Linked DNA regions of Homo sapiens: region 2 is linked to region 1. A link is an interaction called in ENCODE POLR2A ChIA-PET data of the cell type or tissue named here. Cell type or tissue: GM12878. All regions are shown on one strand. Each heading gives the region's core, and the rest is flanking DNA. Links, peaks and the distances in the headings are about the cores only.

Evidence for each region. Peaks named below come from ENCODE experiments on the same cell type or tissue, not always from the same donor. Only the 100,000 strongest peaks of a DNase experiment are listed, where the experiment ranks them.
Region 2: POLR2A ChIA-PET joins it to region 1 with 5 read pairs; 13 of 35 experiments call an interaction of 5 or more read pairs at or near these places.

What each region holds. Positions count from the first base shown.
Region 1 is chr7:90,169,906-90,176,364 of GRCh38, forward strand. The region is part of intron 2 of STEAP2-AS1 (STEAP2 antisense RNA 1); the gene reads right to left. Among named protein-coding and RNA genes, the nearest start is that of STEAP1, 19 kb to the left of the region's middle. RefSeq lists an enhancer at 3,426-3,515. In GM12878, for the core only: no CTCF peak of the experiment used is centred there; a DNase peak (open chromatin) is centred at 3,316.
Region 2 is chr7:90,220,090-90,226,548 of GRCh38, forward strand. It overlaps STEAP2 (STEAP2 metalloreductase), which reads left to right. Exons shown (of 6, transcript NM_001244944.2): 3 at 4,961-5,485. The coding sequence starts at 4,994. Among named protein-coding and RNA genes, the nearest start is that of STEAP2, 12 kb to the left of the region's middle. In GM12878, for the core only: no CTCF peak of the experiment used is centred there; no DNase peak of the experiment used is centred there.

The sequences.
Region 1 (6,459 bases), core at 978-4,977:
TTAATACGATTATCAGATTTGGAAAATTCTCAGCCATTATCTTTTCAAATATTGCTGATGTCCCATTTTTCTCTCTCCTTTTTCAGGATTTCAATTACCCATGCTAGATGTTCTCATTATATCTCCTATTTTATAACTCTGTCTTTTTATTTTCTTTTTTTTCTATACTTCCTCCTGGGTAATCCTACCTATTTCTTAATTCTCTCTTCAATTGTGTCTAATTGGTTATTAAATCTATCCACTGAATTTTTAGTTTTAGTTCTGAGGTAAACTCAGTTTTATAATTTTAATTTGTTTTCATAGCTTCCAATTTTCTGTCAAATTTCCTACTCTTGTCCTTAATCTCCTTCAGCAGAATAAGAATCTTAAAGGTAAATCTATTATCATCTGAAGTTCATATGAGTCTGTTTCTATTGTCAGGTTTTTTTCTCCTTATTTTTCATTAATTCATTTTATGTCCTAACATGAACTGGTTATTTTTACTGAGTGCTGGACCTTATAGTTTTTTAAAATCATACAAATAATTTGAAGCTATGATGACATTATGTTACTCCAGAGAGAATTTGTGTTTTCTTCAGACAGCCAGTTAGGGGCTCTAACAATGTGGGAATCTCTTAATCCAATTTTAAGAATTGAGTTTACTTAAAATTGGGTTTAAGCCCCTGCCAAACTTGAACTACTTCTGGTTCACATTTATTCCTAAGAGTAAGTTCCCTGAGATTCCGACCCAGAGCTTGATGGAGAGTGGCTCCAAGGGCTCTCCTCCTTGGCATACTCTGGATTACAGATTTTGTTCCATTAGTCTCTTGAGGCTACTAAAAGTACTGTTCAAGACTTGTAACCTCTCTGTTACCTCTTCTAGAATCCCCTAATGGAAAAGTAAACCTCAGTGCTGGGTTTACCTCTCTTGGGTTCTTTCTTCCTCCAAGACTTATTACCCATCACCATTTTGTTAGCTACTCAACACCTTCAGGCACAGAGTTTTTATAATTGGTCTTGCTTTTCTAGTTGATCCCAGGTTTGGTACATATAACCCAGGAATGACCAGCAGCAGAAATCACTAGAGAGAGTTGATTACATTTGTTATCTCTATGTCCCCCTCTTCCATTTTCTCTCTTCTATTCTGTACAATTTTATCTCTCACTGTTGCACTACACCTCTCTTGTCAAGATGACCAAGTGATAAAATCTCAGTCCTCACTTTACTTGCTCACCCAGTAATATTTGACAAGTTTATTCCTCTCTTTCTTGAAACATTTTATTTTCTTGGCTTCTGGGAAAACCTACTCCCTGAGTGACTTTTCTGTGTCATTTGCTGGCTCCTCTTCCCTTTCCTATCATCTCAATGTTAGCAAGATTGACTCTTTGATGTCCTTTTCTTCTCTTTTTATAACCACAATAGAAGTAATCATCTCCTTTAATCTCATGGCCTTAAATATTAGGTTGGTGTAAAAGTAATTGCTTTTTTCCCCATTACTTTCAATGGCAAAAATCTCAATTACTTTTGCACCAACCTAACAAAAAACATCAAAAGTATGTTGATGAGTCCCAAATTTATATCCCTAGGCTTTCACCTGAGCTGCAGCCTATTACATCTGCCTTTTTGACAACTTCTCTTGAATATCTAAGAAGCATCTCAAACATAAGATTCTAAAGGCAAAATCTTAATTTCTTTCCCATTCTCGCCCAGTTGCTCAAGACAGACACTCAGGAGTTATCTTTGGTACTTCCTTTTACTTCATACCCATATCCCATTTACCAGCAAATTCTACGGGCTTGACCACCAAAATATGTTTTGCATCCAACTGCAACCTCACTAAACTCATCGAGGTCCAAGTCACAGCAATCTCTCTCCTAGGATTCTTGCAACAAACTTCCAAAATGGTCTTCCTGTTCCCACTCTTGCCCTCATCCCCTGCTACCACTAGCAGAATATTTTCCACCCAGCAACCAGTGTAATTCTTCAAAAATGTAAATGCTATCCGGTCACTCCTATGCACAAAACTCTCCAATGTTTTCACATAAATTTTAAAATAAAACCCAGGCTCTTTACCATGGTCTACAAATCCCCAAAACATCTGGACCCTGCTCGCTTTCTGAACTCATCTCCTGCCACTCTTTACCTCACTCAAGCCACTCACATTCCACTGGTATTCTTGCGTGTCTTCAAAAATAAGCTCATTCCTACCTTAGGCCCTTCGTATTCTCTATATCCTCTGTCTAGAATGTTCTACCTATGCCTCAGTTTTTACATGATTAGTTTTTTTTCATCATTCACATCTATGTTGAGATGTCACCTCTTCAGAGTGCCTTTCTCTGACTACTCTACGTAAAATAGCTCCTTTCCTGTATCCTTTTCCTGGGCTTTATAGTTTTCATTACTCTGCATATTATGTCTTTTATAGGTGTACTTGTGTTTCCTGGTTGTCTGGTTCTCCTACTCAAAAGAACAGAGATTTTATCTTATTTGTGACAGTATTCTCATGACTTAGAGCCTGGCACATCGTAGAAGCTCAATAAATAATTGTTAGATGAATGAATGAATGAGGAACATGGTTGTGTTATCAATAAATGGTTGAGATAGTAGTATTTAGAAAACAAAAATGACTTAGATAAGTGATTCTCAAAGTACGCTCCACAGACCAGGAGTACCACCATCATCTAGGAGCTTACTAGAAATGCAAATCCTGGGACCCCCCAGCCCAGACCTACTAAGTTAGAAACTGGAGATAAGCAGAGTGATCTATTTTTTATCAAGACCTTCCAAAGATTCTGGATGCATGGTAAGTTTGAGAACCACTGGTTTCAGGGATAGGCCAAACCTAGCCTACTACCTATTTTATAATAAAATTTTATTGGAACACAGCCACTTGCATTCATTTACGTGTTATCTATGGCTGCTTTTGCACTACAACAGCAGTACTGAGTACTTGCAACACAGACATTATAGCCCACAAAGCCTATAATATTTACTATCCAGCCCGTTATAAAACAATTTTGATTACCTCTAGTTTAGATCAACGCCTTATGCTATGTAATTACGGCAAAGTAAACACATACGATTCATCTTCTTTTTCACCGAAATCCCACTGAAATTAAAGAAAAGCTATGGCTAAAGAAGGCACCATAGCATACTGAAAAACAGAAAAGGGTAGCATCAGTGGACCAGATTATTTGAGGAATTTCCAGGACATAAAAAACATCTCGGAGAGAGGAGACAACAGTGAGATCAGATTAAAAGAAACAAGTATAGAGACTGCACCACAAGATTCAAATAGAGGCTATTGCAAAAAGCAGCAATAGTTTCTAAGAAAACCGCAGATGAGTATTATTTTCCAAGTAAGCAAGCTAAATCAACCACCGAGAAAACATTGGGTGAATCATTAAAGGACTACCATCAGAAGATCTGGCCAGTGACCCTTCTACCCAAAGACTTGCACAGCTGGCTACAGATCTCATTTATAAACAAAGCTAAAAGGCTTTGGGAAAGGCTCATGGCTTCAGTATTGGAGTCTGAGAAGCAGAGTACAGCAAGACTGCCACAGTGACAGCAGAGGCACAGGAAGAAAAGGGAAGTCTGACTAGAGCATTTGCCACCAAGAAAAAGTGTCATGTACAGGTCTCTAAAGTAAGAGTACTGAAATAGGAGACTCCCAGAATAGCTTCAGGAAAAAGTACAAGGTAAGGACAGGAAGCCCATGTTTACCCAGTAAACAAACTACTTCCCCATAGTTATGGATTAAATTATGCCCCCCCAAAAAGATATGTTAAAGTCCTAATCCCTGGTACCTCAGAATGTGACCTTATTTGGAAATAGGTTATTGCAGATGTAATTAGTCAAAATGAGGTTACAATGGAGTATGGTGGTCTCTCAATCCAATATGACTTGTGCCCTTGTAAGAAGAGAGAGATGGCCGGGCACAGTGGCTCACGCCTGTAATCCCAGCACTTTGGGATTCCGAGGCGGGCAGATCACTTGAGGTCAGGAGTTTGGGACCAGCCTGACCAATATGGTGAAACCCCGTCCCTACTAAAAACACAAAAATTAGCTAGGTGTGGTGGCAGGCACCTATAGTCCCAGCTACTCAGGAGGCTGAGACAGGAGAATTGCTTGAACCCGGGAGGTGGAGGTTGCAGTGAGCCGAGATCGTGCCACTGCACTCCATCCTGGGTGACAGAGCAAGACTCCATCTCAAAAAAAAAAGAAGAAGAAGAAGAGAGAGACACAGAGAGGAGAATGCCATATGAAGACATGAAGACACACAGACACAGAGAGAAGACAATCATGTGAAAGGAGAGACAGAGGGCCAGGCATGATGATTCACATCAGTAATCTCAACAATTTGGGAGGCCTAGGTAAGAGAATTGCTTGAGGCCAGGAGCTCAAGACCAGACTGAGCAACATAGCAAATCCCTGTATCTACAAAAAAAATAAAAAATTAGCCAGGCATAATGGCATGTACTTGTAGTCCTAGCTACTTGGGAAGCTGAGGCAGGAGGATCACTTGAGCCCAGGAGTTTGAGGCTGCAGTGAGCTATAGTGCACTGCAGCCTGGGTGACAGAGCAACACCCTGTCTCTTAATAATAATAATAAAAAGACAGAGGCAGAGAAGCTCGAAGAAGAAAATAATCTCCTAGAGGCTTTGGAGGTTGCATGGCCTGACAGTACTTAGATTTTGGACTTTTAGCCTCCAGTACTGTGAAAAAATAAATTTCTATTAAGCCACTTAGTTTGTGGTTTGTTAGGGCAACCCTAGGAAACTAATACAGTAGACCTCCGGGCCACACATTCTACTGCTCCCTCTTTATCACCAAAAGTGGAACCCGAATTAACAGACAATCAAATTATCACCAAATACTTGGGGAAAATTAACATCATTAGAAAGGATCATCTGATTCAAATAACTGAATAACTAAAACTTGAAGAAAATTAATGGCAGCAACAGAATAAGACTTTTTAAGTATAATTTATTTGGAGGTATTCGAGAATATATTACTTTAATTAGCAAAAATATGACAGCTATGAAAAAAACAGAAACAATTGGGATTCTTGGAATTAAGACTATTATTACTATTTTTTTTTTCTTAGGGATGAGATCTCACTATGTTGCTCAGGCTAGACTCTAACTCCTGGGCTCTAGTGATCCTCCTGCCTCTGGCTCCCAAGCAGCTGGGACTACAGACCAGCATCACCACACCCAGTTTAGTTACAAAATATTTTTTAAACTATAAAAAACTATTCTGCATAGTAAAACACTGTTTATTAAGTTAAAAAAAGAAAAACACTCATGGAAAACAACAAAATACCTTTTGGCATACAAAAAGACATGCATATTTAAGAACATATATGAAATATCTTAAATAGAAACAATGGTGGGGAGAATGGGAACACGCGTCAAGGATGAAAGTTTTAAAAATAAACAAATAAGCTGGGCATGGTGGCTCACGCCTGTAGTCCCAGCACTTTGAGAGGCCAAGGCAGGCAGATCACCCAAAGTAGGAAGTTCGAGACCAGCCTGACCAACATGGAGAAACCCCATCTCTACTAAAAATACAAAATTAGCTGGGCATGGTGGTGCATGCCTGTAATCCCAGCTACTCAGGAGGCTGAGGCAGGAGAATCGCTTGAACTCGGGAGGCAGAGGTTGCGGTGAGCCAAGATCGTGCCATTGCACTCCAGCCTGGGCAAAAAGAGTGAAACTCCATCTCAAAAATAAATAAATAAGTAAAATAAACAAATGAGCAATCCTAAGCCAAAAGAACAAAGCTAGAGGCATCACACTGTCATGAGATCCTTGGGGTGTTGCTTTGCCAGCCGGAAAACCTCTGTGGCTGGTGGCACATTTCCCCAGGTTTTTACTCAGGCCCACTGGGCTCATTCCACCCACCTGGCCTGGCAGGCTGTGCTTGGCTCACACCACTGGCCCAAATCTCATGCCTACCAAGGACGAGCCAGGCACAGAGTAGCAAGGGGTATGTGAGTGAGAGTGGGGTTCAGCCACTGGGCACAGCCAGGCACACCGGCTGTGGTAAGGTTGGCAGCTCCAGGTGCCAGCATGGGTGCCAGCTCCCTATGAGGCTGCATCTGGACCAGGCATACCTGAAGCAGCTTCCACAGCTGGCACCAGGGAATGCGGTAGCACCCAGAAGCTTGGAGATGCCAGGAATCTGCAGAGCCTCAGAGAGGGTGGCACAGCCCTGGTTTGGGGAGCTCCTAGGTCTGGGATCCCCAAAGGGCCACAGCTGTCTCTCCTTCTCTCTTCTTTCTTTCTTGTTGCCTGCAACGTGGTGAGCAAGGGGCATATTTCATCCCTGTTTTTGTTACAGCTCTTTTAGCCCTCCCATTTGGCAAGTCCTGAGTTCTTGTCTTGCATCCAGGAAGAATGATGTACGCAAACAAGTGGAGGTGAGCAAGGTGAAGAGGAGCTTTATTGAGTGACAGAGGAGACCCTGGAGTGG
Region 2 (6,459 bases), core at 827-4,826, 50 kb after region 1:
AGTTTTCTTTTTTGTTGAGCCTTGTTTGCTTTTGGTGTGAAGATAATGCTGACCTCATAGAATGAGTTAGGCAGAATTCCCTCCTGTTTAATGTTTTGGAAGAGTTTGAAGAGAATTGGTGTTAGGTCTGTTTTGAAAGTTTGGTAGAATTCGGCAGTGAAGCCATCTGGCCCTGGACTTTTCTTTGTTGGGAGTTTTTTAATTACTGCCTCAACTTTTTTTGTTACTGGTCTGTCCAGGTTTTCCATTTCTTCCCATTTCAATCTTGGTAGCTTGTATATGTGTAGCAGTTTATCCATTTCCTCTAGGTTTTCCAGTTTGTTGGTGTATAGTTGTTCATAATAGCTTCTCATGATCTTATGTATTTCTGTGGTATCAATTGTAATGTTTCCTTTTCCATTTCTGATTTTTTATTGGAGTATTTCCTCTTTTTTCTTGGTTAGTCTAGCAAGTGCTTTATCAATTTTATCTTTTCAAAAAACAAAACTTTTTGTTTCATCCATCCTTTGTATTGTTTTTTAAGTCCCAATTTGTCTAGTTCTGCTCTGATCTTTATTATTACTTTCCTTTTACCAATTTGGGGTTTGGCTTGTTTTTGCTTTTCTAGTTCCTTGAGGTACATCATTAAGTTGTTTATTTGAAATCGTAATGATTTTTTGGTGTAGGTGCTTGTTGATATAAGCTTCCATCTTAGCACTGCTTTTGCTGTATCTCATGGGTTTCAGTGTGTTGTGTTTTTATTTTTATTTGTTGAGGGAAATTTTTTGATTTCTTCCTTAATTTATTCTTTGCCCCCGTAGTCATTTAGGAGCATGTTGTTTAATCATTTATTTTTACAGTTTCAAAAGTTCCTCATGTTGTTGACTTCTAGTTTTATTCCATTGTGGTCTGAGGAAGTACTTGATATGACTTCGATTTTTAAAAAATTTGTTGAATCTTATTTTGTGTTCTAACATGGTCATTCCTAGAGAATGTCTATGTGCTGATGAGAATTTGTATTCTGTAACTGTTGTATAAAATGTTCTGTGAATGTTTGTTAGGTCCATTTGGTCTAACGTATAGTTTAAATTCAATGTTTCTTTGTTAATTTTCTGTCTAGATTATCTGTCAGATGCTGGCAGGCGGTGTTGAAGTCCCCAAATGTTGTTGTATTGGCGTCTGTTTCTCCTTTTAGATCTGATAACACTTTATTTATATTAATATATCTGAGTGGTCTGTTGTTGGGTGTATATATGTTTAGAATTGTTATATCCTCTTGCTAGAATTTATCTATTATCATTATATAATGACCTTCATTGTCTCTTTATACTGTTTTTGACTCAAACTGTTTTATTTGATATAAGTATAGTGACTTTTGGTTTCCATTTGCATGGACTATCTTTCTCCATCCCTTTGCTTTCAGTCTTATATGTGTTTTTATATGTTAGATGGGTTTCTTGTACCCAGCATATACTTGGGTTATGATTTTTTATCTATTACTAGTCCATATCTTTTCAGTGGAAAGTTTAATCCATTTGCATTCAAAGTTATTCAACAATGAAAACTTCCCAAGTCTAGTGAGAGATGTAGACACCCGGATACAGGTAACTTAGAGATCTCCAAACAGATACAATACAAGAAGGTCTTCCCCACAGCACATTATAGTCATATTGTCAAAAGTAAAAGACAAAGAGTGAATTCTAAAAACAGCAAGAGAATGACCAGTCACCTATAAAGGAACTCCCAGCAAAATAAAATTTTTACCTGTTCACATTCTGATTTACAGAAGGGATTTGAACTTGCTTTGTAAAATAAGCAGATAATTAATGTTGTTTTGTTTTTGTTTCTGTTTGAAAAAGTCTTGATCATCATGAGTGTTAGATTTAAAGATTTTGCAATTCTTATATTTTGGGAGATGCTGCAGTATATACTCAGAAGAACTCCAGGCTGGGATATAGGAAACTTGGATTCCCTTGTGTGAATCTAGCAACCTTTTTCACCCTTAGATAATGCTCATGATTACCATTAACTTTCGAATGAAGTGAGCATGGATTTCATTACTTCTGGTTTTTTTAACCACTCCTGATTCCCAGCATAGCTAGTGACATCTCCAAATGGATATTGACAGGTTTTTTTCCTACCCTGGTACCTCTGACTCCTGCCTGCCTTTCTGGGTGCATGGACCACACCAAGGGAGTGGTCTATCTTGAAAGGTGTGAAATGAAACATGTAATTGATTTAAAAATAGTAAATGTTCTTCTTTCCCAGGATCGGGTGCTCCTAGGTAACTCTGAGGAGCAATGAAATGACCAAAGAAAAAGGAATAATATACTACTTTGAGTACAACTGTAATTGTTACACCTTGATACTTATAACCCCCCAAAAACACCCTTTCCTAAACTCCTTACATGCACCTAAATAACACATGTCTTAGCTGGACAACTACCTGGCTTCCCTATTTTCTGTCTTTATGTCCTTGGATAAATTAATTATCTTCTGCAGGTCTCAGTTTCCTCATCTACAAAGTGGGTATGACAGTATTAGCACCTGTCTCTTAGGGTGGTTGTGGGGATTCAATCAGTTAATACATAAAAACCACAAGAGAGCTGAAATACATTATGTCCTATATAAGCATTAAGTAATATTACTATAATTATTGTCTTTCTAAAGTTTAACATACTGATGTATTTGGAGTTACTGGATGTGACTCATTTCTAGGGTAAAAAGTTGAATTTTCCTGGCTGTAGTCATTTCAAATTTCATTTAGTAAAAACCCCAACTTTTTTTTGAAACATTCCACCTGTGCCTGTAAAGTCCATTAAATCCTCTGAAATGGTCCACATCTGCTATGAGCATAGAAGAAATTGTGCAATGAGGGTAGAATGGAAGAGTATTTTTCTTTCAGACCCAATTTCGACACTAATTCATGGCAACCTGATTTGTATTCTTGAGCAAATTATTCCAAATATGAACATTTCAGATGCTAGTCTCTCAACTAAAAAATAATTTGAGAGATTTTTCCAGGAAGAATAACTGCATCATAGTTTATGCAGCCAACAAATGAAAGGGTGTCATGTTGCGGTCCAAAGGGCGTGGGTGGATGAGCAGAAAGAATACTTGAAGGGCTGTAGGCAGGTGAAAGATGATTTTATTCAACAGCAGCTCTGATCAACAACTTTCTCACACTGTCCATCCTGTCTCAGCTGCTTAGTCTGGTGGCTCCCACACACACAGCTCCCTTGCCTTCAGGGTCAGCAGCTTAACTATTTCTCTCTCTGGGCATGGGCAAGCCAAGCTGGGTCCTGACTCCCCCATCTGTCTGCAAAGACAGACAGCTCTGACTCTCTGTCTCTGAGCACAAGAGTGCCTCTACAGTGTCCACAGGGCAATTATACCTTTTACAGACAATAGTGGCTTAGAGCCAAGTGATGAGTTTTCCCTATGTCATAGCGATGGTGGTGAGCTTCTGTTATGTCTACATGGCTATGATAACAAGTAACAAGTGAAGTTATATGCTTGCGCTCTGAACTCACTCACTCTGGATGTTTACCTCTGCCTGTCCTTGACCAAAGCACAGCCATGTTCTTTACAAAGGGGAAGAAAAAGATTTCATACATATTATATAATTTAAGATCATAAACATGTTACTAATCCTTTTTCCATAGGTAAGCTATCTTTCTCAATGATACATTGTAAGATGTAGGGTGAATGATAGAAGTCCATGGTATTTACTCTTTTGTTATATTTTGATGCCTATTTTTCTTAAGATATTATTTAAGTGCCAGGATTCATTGTTAGCTAATTTGTCTAGCTCTCATTTAATGATAAAGTCACTAGCTACTGAAGTATATAGGGAACTTTATAACCTCTACCCCAAATGACTTTAGACAGTTTTGGTTTAAATGGCTTTTTAAAAAATGGTTTTTCTTTCTTCTCTTGTCTTGTGAGCCATCACTTAGTATCACAGTCCTCTCTGCCTCCAGCAGCATTTGTGATTTGCTGCCTCTGATCTGCTCAAAAGCTGGGTAATCATACTTGTTACAAGTGTGTTTTTCCAAAAAGTTCTGAGTGAAAACCTCAGTCCCTTTTTTCATGTGCTCTAGTGAGGTAGGAGGCAGAACTTGAATCCAGAGGCAAGGTTCAGACACTGGACCAAACTGAGGTCAGGGCAGAAGCACCTCCCCATAAGACATGCCCATCAGTGTGCCATGTCAGTTCACTATTGCCATGGCAACACCTAGAAGTTACCACCCCTTTCCATGGCAACAGCCCAACAACCCAGAAATTACCACCCTCATCCTAGAAATTTCTGCATAAATCACCCCTTAATTTGCATATAAATCAAGTAGGTTTAAATATGACTGCAGAGCTGCCACTGAGCTGCTACTCTAGGCACACTGCCTACGGGGTAGGCCTGCTCTGCAAGGAGCAGTACCTCTGCTGTTGCTGTAAACTGTTGCTTCAATAAACGTTGCTGTTTAACACCACCAGCTCGCCCTTGAATTCTTTCCCATGCAAAGCCAAGTAGTCTCCTGGGCTAAGCCCCCATTTGGGGGCTTTCCTGTCCTGCATCACTAGTGCCTTGCTGCTCAAAGAGGGGTCTCAGACCAGCATTGGTATTGCTTTCATTAGAAATGCAGAATGTTGAGCCTCCCTCCAGAACTACTCAATCAGAATCTACATTTTAACGAGATTCCGAAGTGATCTGTGTGCACATTAAAATTTGAGAAGCCCCACTTTAGCACCTCACCTTTGTGACAGTTAATTTTCCTATTGAGATGCTTTTTTAAAAGCCAAAAGATTTATGAAGAGAAACCAGAATAGTGATCCTTTTTTAGCTTACAAATTGTGTCTTACTGTGCTGTATGTTAAAGTGTGGTGAAATATTTTACCTCTAGAAAGACAGGACATTACAATGTCTAGAAGTGTTTTAATGTTCAGTAATAGGTAACTGATGACCATTTTATTTTCTCTCCCCTAGGATATTCTTGGTGATCTTGGAAGTGTCCGTATCATGGAATCAATCTCTATGATGGGAAGCCCTAAGAGCCTTAGTGAAACTTTTTTACCTAATGGCATAAATGGTATCAAAGATGCAAGGAAGGTCACTGTAGGTGTGATTGGAAGTGGAGATTTTGCCAAATCCTTGACCATTCGACTTATTAGATGCGGCTATCATGTGGTCATAGGAAGTAGAAATCCTAAGTTTGCTTCTGAATTTTTTCCTCATGTGGTAGATGTCACTCATCATGAAGATGCTCTCACAAAAACAAATATAATATTTGTTGCTATACACAGAGAACATTATACCTCCCTGTGGGACCTGAGACATCTGCTTGTGGGTAAAATCCTGATTGATGTGAGCAATAACATGAGGATAAACCAGTACCCAGAATCCAATGCTGAATATTTGGCTTCATTATTCCCAGATTCTTTGATTGTCAAAGGATTTAATGTTGTCTCAGCTTGGGCACTTCAGTTAGGACCTAAGGATGCCAGCCGGCAGGTATGTATTTTACATTTTTATTCTTATGTATCTGGTATTTTGTAGTTAAACAACTAAGCAAATATCAAACATTTTAATACCAAACTCTGACACTTTCCAATGATTATCATTTGAAAATTAATTATGAGCACCTGAAGATTAATGTCCTGACCTTGTAAGGGCACATTCCCATTCCCAACATGATGTGGAAAACTGGGAAAATAACGTGAAAGTCATCCAGTTCAACTTGAGAATAAAGCAGATGGGGCACTCTGTCAACACCATTGTGGAACAAGCTTTTATAAGTAAACACATAAAATATGTTTTAAAAATCTTTTAAATGTGCTTATGCATTACAATTAAGCATGATTATAAAACACTTTTATTGTTTTTGTCCATAAAGACAGTTGATTAGATTCCTTAGAAAATAAGTTTCAGTATTATATCATTGTATGCTGTATATCAGTCATGATAACCATTTACTTTCCAGTCTTTATTTTAATGACTGGTAAAAGAACATAGGCTCTTCTACAGGCTATTTCTGAATCCTTTTTTCTCTTTTGCATATCCACCAAAGTTTAGCAGTGGATATAGAATAAGCAAATTAGAACCAGGACCTGTGAGACAAACCTGAATTTAATAATATGCCCATATTTATGCCAATTTTAAATTTTTAACAGAAAAAAATGTGGAACAGTGATTAAATTCCAAATGAGCTACAGAAATAGTCTAAATTTGTATTATGTAGCATTTGTGCCTTTATTTTGAGTGTTTGGTTTATTTTTAGACTTATTATACCGTATTATAATTTATACAAAATTTTTTCCAAATGAGTTTTTAAAAAAGTTTATTCCACCATTGTCACAACTGTAATAAATTAATTTAGAATACTTTTTTCTTATTTGTGTTATAAAAGGACCTCTATTTTAAAAGTTCATAAATGATTATATAATATTCATTCAAATAGGATTTGTCATTCATCTGGCTAATGTTAT